Linked DNA regions of Homo sapiens: regions 1 and 2 are each linked to region 3. A link is an interaction called in ENCODE POLR2A ChIA-PET data of the cell type or tissue named here. Cell type or tissue: PC-9. All regions are shown on one strand.

Region 1 (5,000 bases), 260 kb before region 3:
CTCTAGGGAAAGACCAAGAACACAAAGCCTGGCTGTCCTTTCTGGGCCACTTCTCAGGGCTGTGTGTGCAGGGAGCGACTGAGGGACTAGGACTGACTTGCTGTCTGCTGAGCAACGGCGTGTTCCCCAGACTCAACGGTCCTCAGAGGAGATACAGACCTATGCGGCACAGCTGCCATCGGGACCCAACTCGCACCACCTGGGACTCGGGGGCAAGGGAACGCCTCAAAGCATGATGTGTGCTCCCTGCCGTGCTGAAGGAAGGTCCTCCGTCTTGGACCCAGGAGTCTGGTGTCTTTGTCCACGTTCAAGACATAGCGAGAGGCTGGCGTCGCTGCTTCAAGCAGGGCAGAGTCAGACTCCAGACCAGACGCGGCCAGAAAAGCCAGACACAAGTGGTGTCACCGACAGAGGTGGGCTGAGCCCTGCCTGGAGTGGGCCCCTCAACAGCAAGGCCACCCCAATGCCCCCGCACTGTCCCCTGCCCAGCCAGGACCAAGCCGGGAGTGGGATGGTGCCTCTCGCCTCCTCTCTGCCCCTGCCTGGGAGCCCTCAGCCCCCTCCCTGAGATGGAACCTGCTGTCAGTGGAGAGGGGCCACCCCTGGCAGAGTGAGGGGCTTGGCAGGATGGCAGCCGCCCTCTTATGCTGGGGAAGACAAAAGAGGTGGAAGTTAGTCTGGGGCTCAGGGGACTACCGGACTCTGGCCCCAGCACAGCATCTGTGGCCTGGGGGACCTTACTCGAGGTCCCTGTGGCCCAGCCCTGCTCCACTCCTCACCAACGAGAAGCCCGGGACGCCACCCCCTGAGCCTCCATTTCTTCACCTGTAAATCAGAGTTCTTGGAAATTTGAGGGACTATGGAGAGCACCTGGCATGGGCCTGCAAGACAGTGGCATTCAGACCTTGACGCTGCTGCCACCCTCGGTATTAGGATGGTCTCTGAGTTTAACAGGGATGAGAAGTCTGGCTGTGGCGTTTCTCCGGCAACGGGAGTAACCACACCCCTGGCTCCCATAGGAAGGCCCTGGACACGATGGAGCCTCAGGGATCTGGAGGCGCAGATGTCAGGGTCCTGTCCGTTGGGGTCTTAACATTTAGACATGTGCTGCCCCGAATCCCAGCATTGGACAGTTGCCCTGAGGCTGGTGGTCATGTGGCCCCACGGCCCCGACCGCTGTCGCTGTCCCTGGTTTTTGGTGAGATTTGAGCACCGCGGAGGCTGCATGCATTATACATGGAGAGCATCGTGGTGAGCCAGGTCACAGGCCTGTAATGCCACCCGGTCAGAGAGAATCACGGCCCACGGATGGGTGCCGGACACCCGTTGCCATGGCTGAGATTCCATTACTGGCTGTGTGGGTGCCACCCTTCCCAGCGGGAGGAGAGTGCCCAGGAAGCCTCTCACCTTCTCTGGGCCTCAGTTTCCTCATATATAAAATAAAGATGTCTTAGTACCTTTCTGGACCAAAGGGGAGGGAGTACACCTGTCCGGAGGGCCCACCAGGGCAGGCGCCTCATTGGGTGCTCGAGGAGCTTCTCCTCTACCCAAAAAACAAGGCTCTGGGCCGGGTACGGTGGATCATGCCTGTAGTCCCAGCACTTTGGGAGGCAGAGGCGGGAGGATCACTAGAACCCAGGAGCTCAAGACCAGCCTGGCCAACATGGCCAAACCCCGTCTCTACAAAAAATACAAAAATTAGCTGGGTGTGGTGGCGCACACCTGTAGTCCCAGCTACTTGGGAGGCTGGGGTGGGAGGATCACTTGAGCCTGGAAGGCTGAGGCTGCAGTGAGCTGAGACTGTGCCACTGCACTCCAGCCTGGGTGACAGAGACCCTGTGGTGAGAAAACTGGGGTTTAGAGATGCTCAGAACTTGCCAGTGCCCCATGCCCAGGAAGGGCAGCACCAGTGCTGGCGGGTGGGGGTGAGTGGGACAGCCCTGGACACCATGGGAGATGCCAGAGGCTCTGCTCCCCGAGCATGGAGGGTTCTATTCACCATTCCTGCCCAGACAGGGCACTCAGAGCCCCACAGCCAGGATCCCAGCTCCTTGGCTAGCAGAGGGGAGGGGGCCTGCCTCGAGGGCAGCCCCTGGCCTTCAAGACCGCATCCCTCATTGCGTGGAGAGGGGCCCCAAGGCCCAGGGAGGGTCAGGGCTGGCCTTCCCTAGCACCCTGAGCAGAGCCCGAGCTGGGCGGGCCCCACAGACCCAACACAAAGGAGGTACCGAGGGGGCACCTCCCACAGGGCAGGTCTCAGCACTCCTGTCCAGCATTGCTCCCCAAGCTGCTGCTGCTCTTGGAATGCACGAGTCCCCTGGGGGCAGATACAGGCTGTGCTGTCATGGGGAAGATGATGGATTTCACCACCTCTTCTGAGGCCAGCTCGGAGGCGGCCAGTGTGAGCAGCCCCTGCGGACTGCATTCCCATCAATATTGCAGCAGGCACACGGCCTCCCCCAGCCCACAGCTGACAGCCTGCCCTCCCTCAGAGGCCTGAAGAGGGGACAGCTCCAGTGGTGAGAGACGAGCACCCCCTGCCGTCACCAGACCCTCCCAGAGGGAGAAGACGGAGACAGGCTCCAGTCCCTACCCCGAGCTCCCAAACCGGCTCCTGAAGCTGCAGACTGAGGAGCCGGGAAGGCCCCGGGGTTGGGTTTTCATGCGCCGGGCAGGGGGCGCCCAGGCGCGGGCAGGAGGGGACTCTGGATGGGAAGGACGTGGCGAGCCTAACACGACCCGTCCTCCACTACCACGGGGTCTGGGGACAGAAGGCAGAGGCGCTGCTTGGACAGAAAGCCCAGGCATGGGACCCCAGAATGGCTGGGGCGGGAACAGTGTCAGGGACTCCCAGGAGGTCGGGCGGGGCTGTTCCCTTGTGCCAGGGGCTTGTGGAGGCTGGGACACCTGCAGAGCTGCTGCTGTCCCCACCTGCTAATCTCGGCTGCCATCCAGGGAGGAAGTGCAGGGAGGGGCCCAAAAAAGGCCAAGGCTGACCTAGCGGCCTTGAAGGAGCTGTGGGGAGACCCAGGCAGCCGGCACTCCTGGGCTGTGGGCCATGGAGCACCATCTTCTGTGGCAGAAGCCAGCAGAGCGCCACCACCTTCTCAGCCAAGCCAGAAAGACAGCCTTCTGCTGAACCAGGACCCGCTGGACGCCTAGCAAGCACACCATTTAGTAAATACGTGACTTCCAACAGTGACTGAATTCTAGTTCCTGAAACTGCTGCACCAGGGAAAAACCAGGGCAGAGCCGTGCTCCCCGGAGGCCACCTGAGCCACCTGTGCAGCACGGCAGGACTGGTGTGGGTTTCCGTCAGTGCCAACAGAGGCCCCAGTGGTGGCAGTGTGACAAGTGTCCAGCAGGCCCCAGGGGCTGGGGTGGGGGGGACTGTGGCTCTGCCCCAGTTGGTCCCAGATGCTCTGAGGGGACACATCAGAGAAGAGGAGGCACAGCAACCCCTTGGGGAGACAAAGGGTTTGGGGGGTGGAGGGCGATGACACCTTCCAGTCCTCAGTCCCCTCACCCGAAAAGAAGGGCCAGGTGATTTCAGAACACCTTCCTGAAGGGATGACCAGTAAAAGAGGTGTGGCAGAAACCGAGCTAGGTTAGAGGGATTTGTCACAGTAACTGCCCCAGGCCTCCCCTCCTCCAGCTCCCCTCCTCCATCCACCTCCTCCATCCACCTCCTCCATCCATTCCTCCTTCATCCACCTCCTCCATCCACCTCCTCCATCTCCCCTCCTCCACCCACCTCCTCCATCCACCTCCTCCATCCACCTCCTCCATCCATTCCTCCTTCATCTAACCTCCTCTCCTCCACCTCCCCTCCTCCATCTACCCTCCTCCATCCACCTCCTCCATCCACCTCCTGCATCCAACTCCTTCATCCACGTCCTTCATCCACCTCCTCCATTCACCCTCCTCCATCCACCTCCTCCATCCAACTCCTTCATCCATTTCTCCTCCATCCACCTCCTCCGTCCAACTCTTTCATCCATTTCTCCTCCATCCATCCTCTTCCATCCACCCTCTTCCTTCCACCCTCCTCCATCCACCCTCCTCCATCCATTCCTCCTCCATCCACCCTCCTCCATCTCCCCTCCTCCATCCATTCCTCCTCCATCCAAGGCCTTCATCCACTTCTCCTCCATCCATCCTCTTCCATCCACTCTCCTCCATTCACCCTCTTCCATCCATCCTCTTCCATTCATTCCTCCTCCATTCACCCTCCTCCATCCACCCTCCTCCATCAATCCTCTTCCATCCACTCCTCCTCCATTAACCCTCCTCCATCCACCCTCCTCCATCAATCCTCTTCCATCCATTCCTCCTCCATTAACCCTCCTCCATCCACCTCCTCCGTCCAACTCTTTCATCCATTTCTCCTCCATCCGTCCTCTTCCATCCACCCTCTTCCTTCCACCCTCCTCCATCCATTCCTCCTCCATCCATTCCTCCTCCATCCACCCTCCTCCATCTCCCCTCCTCCATCCACCCTCCTCCATCCATCCTCCTGCAACCACCCTCCTCCATCCATTCCTCCTCCATCCATTCCTCCTCTATCCACCCTCCTCCATCTCTCCTCCTCCATCCACCCTCCTCCAACCACTCTCCTCCATCCATTCCTCCTCCATCCACCCTCCTCCATCCACCCTCTTCCATCCACCCTTCTCCATCCACCTCCTCCATTCACTCTCCTCCATCCACCTCTTCCATCCATTCCTCCTCCATCCACCCTTCTCCATCCACCCTCCTCCATCTCCCACCATCCACTCTTTTCCATCCACCTCCTCCATTCACTCTCCTCCATCCACCTCTTCCATCCATTCCTCCTCCATCCACCCTCCTCCGTCCACCCTCTTCCATCCACCCTTCTCCATCCACCTCCTCCATCCATTCCTCCTCCATCCATTCCTCCTCCATCCACCTTCTCCACCCACCCTCCTCCATCTACCCTCCTCCATCCATTCCTCCTCCATCCACCCTCCACCATCCAT
Region 2 (5,000 bases), 150 kb after region 3:
CGGATCCAGTCCTGGTCCAGGTTTTCAGCAGGCAGTCTATAGTGGCTATGCCAAAACATTGCTCAATAATAATTAACTTACAGCTACTTTAATAGAGGTTCCGATTTTACCAGGAGCATGGGTGTCAGTGGATACAGACTTACTAAAGGGCAGACGCGCCTTTGCATTCCTGTGGAACACCAATGTGCTGAGACAACTGTGCTAATCAAGGCTTGGGAGCTTTGTGATGTGGATAAGTATTGAAAAAAAGATGACTTCATCTCGGGAGAAAGAAACAACCAACGTGCCTATGCATATAAATCATCTCTCTACAGCAACAAAGAAACATCCCCCATTGATTTGATTTTAAGTAAGCATCTCATCGGTTAAATATTGACTATCAGACCACGGGGATAATGAAGAAGAAATCAGAATGCGGGGATGAGAAAGTAAAGGGCTTGGACCAGAAACTGTGCCATGCAAACTCCATCATTCTGGTTACTGACCCTCAGGCTTCCACGACTACCCACTGACATGCGCTCGTCTTCATCAGAAGCCTATTAAAAGAAAGGACGAGAACAACCGTGAAGGAATCATACAACATACATGAAGAACCAGTGCCCAAGTTTCAGGGGGATGCTGGGAACTGACCCCAACCCACAGCAGTGAGGGGGCCAGCCACCCCTGGACATCTCAGGGGACACCAGTCTAGGTCCTCCACAGCATGGGCTTTGTGGATCTCTGTCTGCTTATGGGCAATATGGATTTAAAGTAATTTCAGGGCCAGGTGTGGTGTCATGCCTGTAATCCCAGCATTTTGGGAGGCCGAGGCAGGCAGATCACTTGAGGTCAGGAGTTTGAGACCAGCCTGGCCAACAAGGCGAAACACTCTGTCTCTACAAAAAATACAAAAATTAGCCGGGTGTCATGGCACGTGCCTGTAATCCCAGGTACTCAGGAGGCTGAGGCATGAGAATCACTTGGACCCACGAGGCAGACATTGCAGTGAGCCAAGACTGCACCACTACACTCCAGCCTGGGCAATAGAGCAAGACACCATCTCAAAAAAAAAGTAATTTCAGGGCCAGGCACGGTGGCTCATGCCTGTAATCCCAGCACTTTGGGAGGCCGAGGTGGGCAGATCACTTGAGCCCAGGAGTTCGAGACCGGATTGGGCAACATAGGGAAACTCCGTCTCTACCAAAAATACAAAAATTAGTCAGGTGTGGCGGCAGGCGCCTGTAGTCCCAGCTACTTGGGAGGCTGAGACACGAGAATTGTTGAACCTGGGAGGTGGAGGTTGCAGTGAGCCAAAACCGCACCACTGCATTCTAGCCTGGGTGACAAAGCGAGACTCTGTCTCAAAAAAAAAAAAAAAAAAAAAAAAAGTAATTTCATCCAAGTAGTATTCTTTATCTCACGGGTAATATAAATACACAGCATTGGTGTATATTACTATGCAGATTATTTATGGGTATTCAATGGCACAAAAAGCACTACAGCTGTCATGAATATATTAATACTGAAAAATTTCTCAAACACACTCTCCTTATCAAATTTAGGTCAAAATGCTAAAAGCTAAGTTCATAGTCTTTATTTAGGTAATAATATCAGTATTCTATCATTAATAGTATTAGTTAATTTCTTTAAGAGATGATATCATCATTAAGAGATTGAATATATTATATATACTTCAGCCACTGCAAGCATAAATTAGAATTCAATCAAATTGCCCAAGTAATGAATGAACACGGTACTAACCGATGTGTTTCTTCTGGATCTACGAGAGTAGCGCTCACTGTCTTCCTAACAATGAAGAAACAGCATGAAAAGGTTAGAGACAGATGGACACAGGAAAAGTGCTTTAAAAAAGCTTAGGTAGTCCCACTGCACCATAATACAGCAGTTCTGATCTAAATGTCACATAAATATTTTCTTTGCCTTCATTTAAAGGCTTTAATTAAACCAGTGGGTAAAAATGTTTTTTTCTGGGGTGGGAGGTTCTTAAGCACAAAAATAATTTGCATACTTCATTTTTGTTGTAAAAACAGTGTTTGGGGCAGAAGCTGGGTCTTAATTTTTTTCTAACCTCTATCATCTGATCCATTTAAATCAATCTACTTTTCCCCTTACTTTCAGAACCTCACTCTCTTCGGGAATCAGAAGATAAATCATTTCCACACAATATCCGAAAAGGATGTCACTCTTTCTACTATGTATTGTGGATTCTAAGACACACACGGTTTTTCACACTTGGACATCTCTGAAGCTGGGGATGTATCTTATAATCCAAGTTGCTCAGTTATAATTAGCATTTTTTCTTTCTCAGTGGTATATAAAACAATGATACAACTTCAAAGAATGTGTAAAGATTTTTTAAATATTTCTTTTCTTTTTTTCTCTTTCTTATATCACCATGCCTGTGGACAGAAATGTCTTAAGATTTAACAAAAATACATTTATGTCATGTAAGCCTAAAATGATGGTTTGCCTAGGCTGAATGTAATCATATTTTCAATACAGTAAGTGTGTGCTCTGTATATCTGAAGAGCGAACCTCTTTTATACCCAGTACGTAAGATGTTAGGAAATAATTTTGGATTTTCCTCAGATCATTTTATGTATAAGGAACATTTAATAGGACATTTCCATCCTGGCCAGGTTCTCAAATGCTAAAAGCATGTGATGAAGTCCACGAGGCCAGGCAATAAAGCAAAAGGGACAGGAAGAGGTAGAAGGACTCGGGTAGAGGAACTAACGAGAAGGGCCAGGCCACTCTCTCTCGGGACCAGTGGAAAGCACACAGATTGTGCCCCTTCCGCAGCCTCCCTATGTGGGTGCCGCTGCTTCCTGAGAAAGCCAGAAGGACAGGAGTATCATCAGGGGCAGGCTAGCTCTCCATCCACAGGAAGGCAGAGGGGCTGTTCTAGGAAGCAGGTGGAGAAGGTAAAGGAGTTTTCTTACCAAAGACCAGTGGTTTCGGCAGGCACAGCGGACAAGATGAAGAGAGAACCCAACAGCAAATGCAGATAAAGTCTAAATGAGGGCGATGGGGCAGCTGGTCGTAATCATGAGTGAAGGAAATGGAGCATAATGTACCTCTCAGGTTCCAACCACAGCCTGGTGAGCTGCGAAGCCAATGGGAATGTTCTCTGGAAAGTTCTCAAGCCAGGGGCGCATGCCCAGCCCGAGTCCTGGTGGAGAGCCCTGTGCTCGAGGAGATCAGGGCGGCTGTGGTAGTGGAGACCTCCCCAAACTGCTGGCCAGGAGACATCAGCAGTCAGTGGCTACCAAACAGGCAAGACCAGGACTGTTTCTAAGCAGGCTGCGTTTGGGGATGTAAACAGAGACCAGATGCAGAAATCCCCGGAAGAAAATCTCTCAGTATTAAATTATGGTGCAATAGGAATCTATCTACATAGTTAAACTGCGTAAGAATTACATTATAAACCATTTAAGTCTCAACACTGTATTCAAGTGGGGAGGGAAGAGTAAAAACAAAATTATATTCAAGGCCTACCATCCACTGCTCGATGTCACCCCATTTTGTATCCAGCCCATAATATTTCTATAGACAGAAGGGAAAGAAAATTAGGCAAGAAGTGAAATTTCTTAAAAAGGCAGTTGTCTAAGGCACTGTTCTGACATGCATTTCCAAACCGCCATCCAGCCGTGTGGTGAAGGTAACACGCCAAGGCAAAGCAGTCGGCACCAGGCCTGGCTTCTCCACAGGGACCGCCACCCGTGCAGTCATGCAGGCTGTGAGCTGTGAAGAGAGATCCTCCCAGCCCACCCCATCCCGGCAAAGCAAGAGAGCCCAGGACGAAGCTTCCCCAGGTGAAGGGCCTCGGGGGAGAGCAGGACAGTAAAGCCGGCCCAGCAGCCTTCACGCCCCCTCCAACAGGCTGCTCATGCCTTCAAAGCAAACGCGATGAAGGAATAAAACACCATCGAAGAGAAGCAGAAGCTCAGAGCCATTCCGGTGTTGGGACCTCAGGGAAACTGAGAGGAGAAGGGGAGAAACTGCGTGCTGACGCTTGTTCTAGCTGCCTGATGTCTATGCTGAGTCTAGGCCTGTGAGAATTCATAGACTTTGCTGTCTTTGTAGCAGGGATGGAGAGATGACTGCCACCTACAGAAGAGGTCTTTGTACAGAAGAAAAATATGCAGACCCACAAGTTATGTATGTCTGGAGGTGACATTAGCTCAGGGGTGTCCAATCTTTTGGCTTCCTTGGACCACACTGGAAGAAGTGTCTTGGGCCACACATAAACTACACTAACGATAGCTGATAAGCTAAAAAAAAAAAATTGCAAAAAAAATTTCATAATGTTTTAAAAGAGTTTACGATTTGTGTTCAGCTGCATTCATAGCCATTCTGGGCTGCATGTGGCCCGCAGGTTGGACAAGCTTGCTTTAGCTTATACTTCCATGTTTTTATCCTGTTCAGTGGTCCAAGTTAAAATGAGAAAAGCAGATTCAGAACGGCTACTGCTGCCACTCAATCAGGGAATCCCAAAGGTAGGTGGGAAGCCAGGTCATGGGCCCAAATAATGGGGTTTTGCTTCTCTCCTTTTTATTTAATTTCCAGTAAGAAAATCAAGAAACAACTAAGCAAACTTCCGTATCATTATAACACAGATGTGAGTTTTCTCTTCATACATTAAAATCTTATAATCAAGAGAAAAAATCAGGTGCTAGAAATACAAGACCATTTTTGAAATTGTTTTACAATAACCAAAAACATGCTGTTGCTATGTTTGGTTTTGTTTCATTTCGAAGGGCGGCCAGATTTAAAAATAAGCAGTTTTCAGACGGTCTTATCTCTTTCTCTTAGAGGTGACAGTAAGTAGAAAATTGGAAGAGCAGAAATTAGGAGGGAGAATTTAACAATACTTTTAAAAATTCAATAATACAAAAAGGACATGAGTACAAAAAGGACAAAAAAGACAAAAAGGACATGAGCCATATCTTTTTCTGTAGGTTATTCCCTTGGAATATAAATTCAGAAAGGAAATAAAA
Region 3 (5,000 bases):
TCTCACTCTATTGCCCACGCTGGATTGCAGTGGTGTGATCTTGGTTCATTGCAACCTCCACCCCCTGGACTCAAGCGATCCTCCCACCTTGGCCTCCCAAAATGCAAGGATTACAGGCGTGAGATACCATGCTGGGTCTAATTTTCTTAATAACACTTTCTTTTCTCTAGCTTACTTCATTATAAGAATACAGTATAGGCTGGGCACAGTGGCTCACGCCTGTAATCCCAGCACTTCGGGAAGCCAAGATGCATGGATCACTTGAGGTTGGGAGTTTGAGACCAGCCTGGCCAAGATAGTGAAACCCCGTCTCTACCAAAAATACAAAAATTTGCCGGGCATGGTAGCGGGCACCTATAATCTGAGCTACTGGGGAGGCTGAGGCAGGAGAAACACTTGAACCCGGGAGTTGGAGGTTGTGGTGAGCCAAGATCGCACCACTGTACTACAGCCTGGGCAAAAGAGGGAGACTCAGTCTCAAAAAAAGAAAAAAAAAAAAGAATACAGTATACATACATGTAACATACAAAATATGGGTTAACTCACAGATAATGTTATCAGTAAGGCCTCTGCTCAATAGTAGGCTGTCGTTAAGCTTTGGGGGAGTCAAGAGCTACACTCGAATTTCTGACCATGTGGGGGTTCGGCGCCCCACCCCTGCGTTGTTCAAGGGTCACTTGTATTGCCATCGCCAGCAGCAAAGGAAGGCAGCTGCTGTCACTCCCCTACTCAGCAGTGAGTCACTCTCCAACACAGTACGACTGGAGAACAAAACAGGGAAAATTGTTAAGAGGTGGTAGGACCACCCTAGGTTACGGGTGACCTTATGACTGGCCTGAAGAACCAAGCAGGAAGCAAAAAAACTAAAATAAAAAACAGGCACAGGGTGACAACAGTCACAAAAGAAACACACAGAAGAGGAGCTTCCTCTTAGCCCAGCGATGACCAGCTAGAAAATAAAATGGGGGAAAATATCCCACTCTCGGTAGTGGCCACAGAGCACCGGATTCCTAGACACTGAATGAGTCATCTGCAGGAGAAATGAGATCTCTGTGGAAGGGCCTGGATGCAGACGTGGGGGTGGAGGAACAGACTGCTGTTTCTCGAGCCGGTGGTCTTGATGTAATCCTCCCTGACCAGTTAATACATTCAGTGCAATTACCATGAAAATCCCCCAAATATTGAGCCATTGATAAAAATTGCTAGGAAATTAAGGTAAATTCCAGATGCATCAAAGGTTTGTGTGTTTAGAACCATAAGGCACTGGAGGAAACCTACACAGGCATGCTCTCTGGTTTCACCTCCTCGCTGCCTCCTAAGGGCAGCTTTCGCCGCTGCCTCTCCTGCAAAGGACCCTGCCATCTGCCTCCCTCCACCACCAATCATGTCAAGGTGCCCAGTGGTGCCTGGGGCCCGTTTCCTTCTCTGTCCTCCCTGGCCGTCCTCTCTGGCCTCTCACAAGGAGCCTGGGCCTGTTTCTACCCACTCTCACCGGTCACCCCTCCAAGCAAGGATTTGACATAGGCCAGGCCCTGCTGCCGCCAGAAACACCTCTCTTGGCCATACCTCTTTCTGAACCCTTGATTTGCATAGACTCCTGTCTACGTACCATCACCCCTCAGAATCCAAGGGGAACGCTGAACCCCATGTGGCTGCTGAGGACGGGGCTGCCAGGTGCAGCAAATGACAGGAGGCCCTGCGAAATCTGCATCTCAGAGAAACGGTGGTTTTTGAGGCATGTTCCCGATACTGTATGAGACAGGCTTATGCTTCTTGTTTATCTGAAATTCCAGTTTGCCTGGGGCTCCCATGTTTCCTGGCAGCCCTGGCTGTGGCCTGGGGTGTCATCTCCCCTCCCCTGCACTCTCCTCTCTACTCCCCTGCCCTCCCCTCCCCTCCTCTCTTCTCCCCTGCCCTCCCCTCCTCTCCTCTCCCCTGCTCTCCCCTCCCCTCCTCTCCTCTCTTCTCCCCTGCCCTGCCCTCCCTACTCCCCCAGGAGCTCTGCCAGGTGCTGTTCTTCATTCCTCAGCGCTGCCTCACTTCCTGCATCCAGGCCCAGGGACTGGAGTCCATCACTTTCGCCTCCAGGACTCCCTGGAACCCTCCCACTCCTATCCTTGCCTGGCCTCCTGCCCATGCTGGGGGCCACAGCTGAGGGCTCCTTTAAACCACACCTTCTGTCCTGTCACCCCCTTTAATGTCCTTCAAGGTTTTCCCACTGCCCTAGGAATGAGATCTGAATGCTTAGAGAATGGGTCTTTCCTCCAGCACCAGCTTCGGCTCAAAGCCCTCTTCCCCACCATGCTTCAGTCAAAAAGGCTTCCAGGAACTTCCAAAGCAGGGCCTTTGCACAACCGTCCTTGCCCTCTGCCCTCTGGACTGTGCTGCCGCTGCTCCTCAGGGCTGTGCTCCGTGGTCTCCTGTTTATTTCCTGCTGCATTTAAGTAGCACCACATGTCTACATGGTTGACATGCAGCAGGGCTGCCCCACCCTGGCACTATGGACATTTGGTGTGGGATCATCCTCTGGGGGAGCTGCCCTGGGTTGTGTAGGACACCCTACTGTAGCAGGCTGCTCTGCACCCCTGTCCTTTGCCCCCTCCGAGTCCTGACCCTGGGTGTCCCACGTGTGTGAGAGTCCTGACCCTGTGTGTCCCGTGTGTGAGGTGGCAGATGGGTGTTTCCAGGAGAAACGGTGCAGCGCTTTCCCGGCATTCCCTCATCCATCCACCTCCCCCGCTTCCCTCTCACAACTGTCTCCTCCAGAGGCAAGAAAATCCCTGCAGAGAGAGCCACCCCGGGTGTCAGTCACCAAGTGTCCATTGAAGAGGCAATGCTTTCTAGGCTTCTTCCCCTCCCGGCCTGGGGCCAGGGTACCTGACAGCGGCAGGCCTTACGAAGCAAACACGCGCATGGTTGGGCAAATCACTGACTTTTCTCCTCCCAGGTGGTGTCAGACTCAAGACAGTCCTTCCTGAGACTCGTGTGGGGATACGTGGTCCGGGAGAACAGGGGGCAGGGCTTCCTGGGCAAGCTGTACCCCACCCCCTGGAGTGAGCTGGCCCAGGCCACGGGCCAGGTCACTCTGCCTCCCCTCCTGCCCCCGTGGTTTCCCAGAACTCTCAGCTAATTCAGGAGCTGCTTCCCCGGAGCCAAGGCCTGGGGGCCTGAACATGGCATGTGTGGGGGTGACACTAACGTACCCTGAGGGTCTGCTGGGGGCACAGAGGAAGACCCCCTGTCCCTGGGGTGGTGGGTGGGGTGGGGGTTCTGGGAGGCTGGGCAGTTGTCCCCGTGAGGGGTGGAGGTGGTGCTGACCCTGGCGGAGGGCACAGTGGACAGCCGGGGCCTGGGGTTTTGGGATTCTGGTTCTCGGTCCCAGAGAATCCACCATGTGACTGCACATGGGAGGGAGTGAAGCACTCTCGGAGCACGGGGAGGAGTCACCGAGAGAGCTGAGAACGTAGAGTCGGGGGGCCTGTGACTCAGGCCCATAGCCCTGCACTCCTGCCACATCTGGCTAGTGTGTCCCCCTGGACCCTGCTCCAACAAAGCCACCCAGAAGCCGTGATTTAAAAGATGGTTAAAGTGATGCCTTTCGGATGCCCCAGAAATTACTGAAATAAACCATCTTAGGAAAAAAATATTTTTCCTGAACAGAATAACATCATTCGGTGAAGTGAGTACGATTTTGTTTGGGCTGGGAGCCCTCCTATGGTGGCCGTGTTGACGCATCCTCCTCACTAAGGAGAAACAGGTCCTCCAGGAACATCACCCAGCTGAGAGTCCTCCTGTTCTGGAGCAGAGAGGACTGGGGACAAGGACATCCCTCCAGGGCTTCATATGTCTGCTGTGGGATGTGTCAGAGGTAGGCAGGGGGTATGGCAGGCTGGGAACTGAACAGTGCCCTGGCAGCACCGTCTCTGCCTCTTCATTTGCCACCAAGAAACTGGTGGGCTGGGGCAGTGGGCACATGGTCCAGCAAGTGCTGGAGCCACCAGGGCCACTGTAGCCCGGGCTCCCCTGTCCCCTTCCCAGCTCCCACTGTCTTCCTGGCTGCAGCACCTCTTCTTTCAGGAGGCCTCCCTGGGTCCCCAGTGGAGGAGGAGGCTCTTGGGCAGGATTCCCACAGTCCCCCAGGTACGCCATTCTCGGAGCCCCCTGAGCCTGCCGTCCCTGCAAGGGACAGACACCCATCTCAAACGTTATGGGTCACATGATGGAAATGTGTACCCCATGAGCTCGATCTAGGGGCTCAAAAGGCTTCAGGAGTGCTCTATGTCATGGACAGGTACTCCCCCATGGCTCACAGGGTAGACTGTGGCAGCCCCACTCAGATCCAGCCTGGAGGAAAGACGCAGCTTTTCCCCGTGGTTCCAGCAGAACACTGACTGTCCAGCCTGCGGCCAGTCTCCTCCCTGGGACCATCTGGATGGCCAGGCCTGGCTCAGAGACCACTGAGGGCCAGCCCACCATACCACAAAGACCGTCAGGAAAGAGGGGTTCTAGGCCTGAGTTGGGGGTGGGGGCACTGGCAGGGGCACTGGCAGGCAAGCCCGAGGGGCTTCACTCTCTGGGCTCAGCATTTCCGCTGGAATTCACACTACACATGGCACCTGCATCACACAGTCAGCCAGACGCCAGTTGTAACTGATTAGAAGCTATGAAATGGGCGCATTCTGGGGAAAAAAATCAGGACAGACTTTTCCAACTAGCCTTAACTAAAGATTCCACCTAAAACATTTCCCGGAGCTGAATCTACCATTTGCACTGTGGATATAAATGTTTCTCAACAGCCCTGGCCTCGGACTGGTAATAAGCACGCTGACAGGCATGCGCCTGTGGAAGGAAGACAAAAATCCAGAAATTTCTTCCTGCAGCTAGACACACAGAGAGGGTAAACAAACACACTGAGTTGATTAACAAATAAGAATCCTTCAGATTTGGACTTTGGCATGAGAACTGTGTCCAGATTTAAAACCGCATGGCAATCTGAAGCA

Evidence for each region. Peaks named below come from ENCODE experiments on the same cell type or tissue, not always from the same donor. Only the 100,000 strongest peaks of a DNase experiment are listed, where the experiment ranks them.
Region 1: POLR2A ChIA-PET joins it to region 3 with 31 read pairs; 2 of 35 experiments call an interaction of 5 or more read pairs at or near these places.
Region 2: POLR2A ChIA-PET joins it to region 3 with 28 read pairs; 2 of 35 experiments call an interaction of 5 or more read pairs at or near these places.

Annotation. Positions count from the first base shown.
Region 1 is chr2:238,118,263-238,123,262 of GRCh38, reverse strand. All of the region lies in intron 5 of ESPNL (espin like), which reads right to left. Among named protein-coding and RNA genes, the nearest start is that of KLHL30, 18 kb to the left of the region's middle. In PC-9, no CTCF peak of the experiment used is centred here; a DNase peak (open chromatin) is centred at 2,322; H3K27me3 peaks cover 4,428 bases.
Region 2 is chr2:237,716,308-237,721,307 of GRCh38, reverse strand. It overlaps LRRFIP1 (LRR binding FLII interacting protein 1), which reads right to left. Exons shown (of 24, transcript NM_001137550.2): 4 at 3,499-3,546; 5 at 1,741-1,785; 6 at 486-536. Among named protein-coding and RNA genes, the nearest start is that of RBM44, 80 kb to the left of the region's middle. RefSeq lists an enhancer at 3,256-3,772. In PC-9, no CTCF peak of the experiment used is centred here; no DNase peak of the experiment used is centred here; H3K27ac peaks cover 542 bases.
Region 3 is chr2:237,862,226-237,867,225 of GRCh38, reverse strand. All of the region lies in intron 1 of RAMP1 (receptor activity modifying protein 1), which reads right to left. Among named protein-coding and RNA genes, the nearest start is that of RAMP1, 5.1 kb to the right of the region's middle. In PC-9, no CTCF peak of the experiment used is centred here; DNase peaks (open chromatin) are centred at 785, 1,725 and 2,055; H3K4me3 peaks cover 1,293 bases; H3K27ac peaks cover 4,118 bases.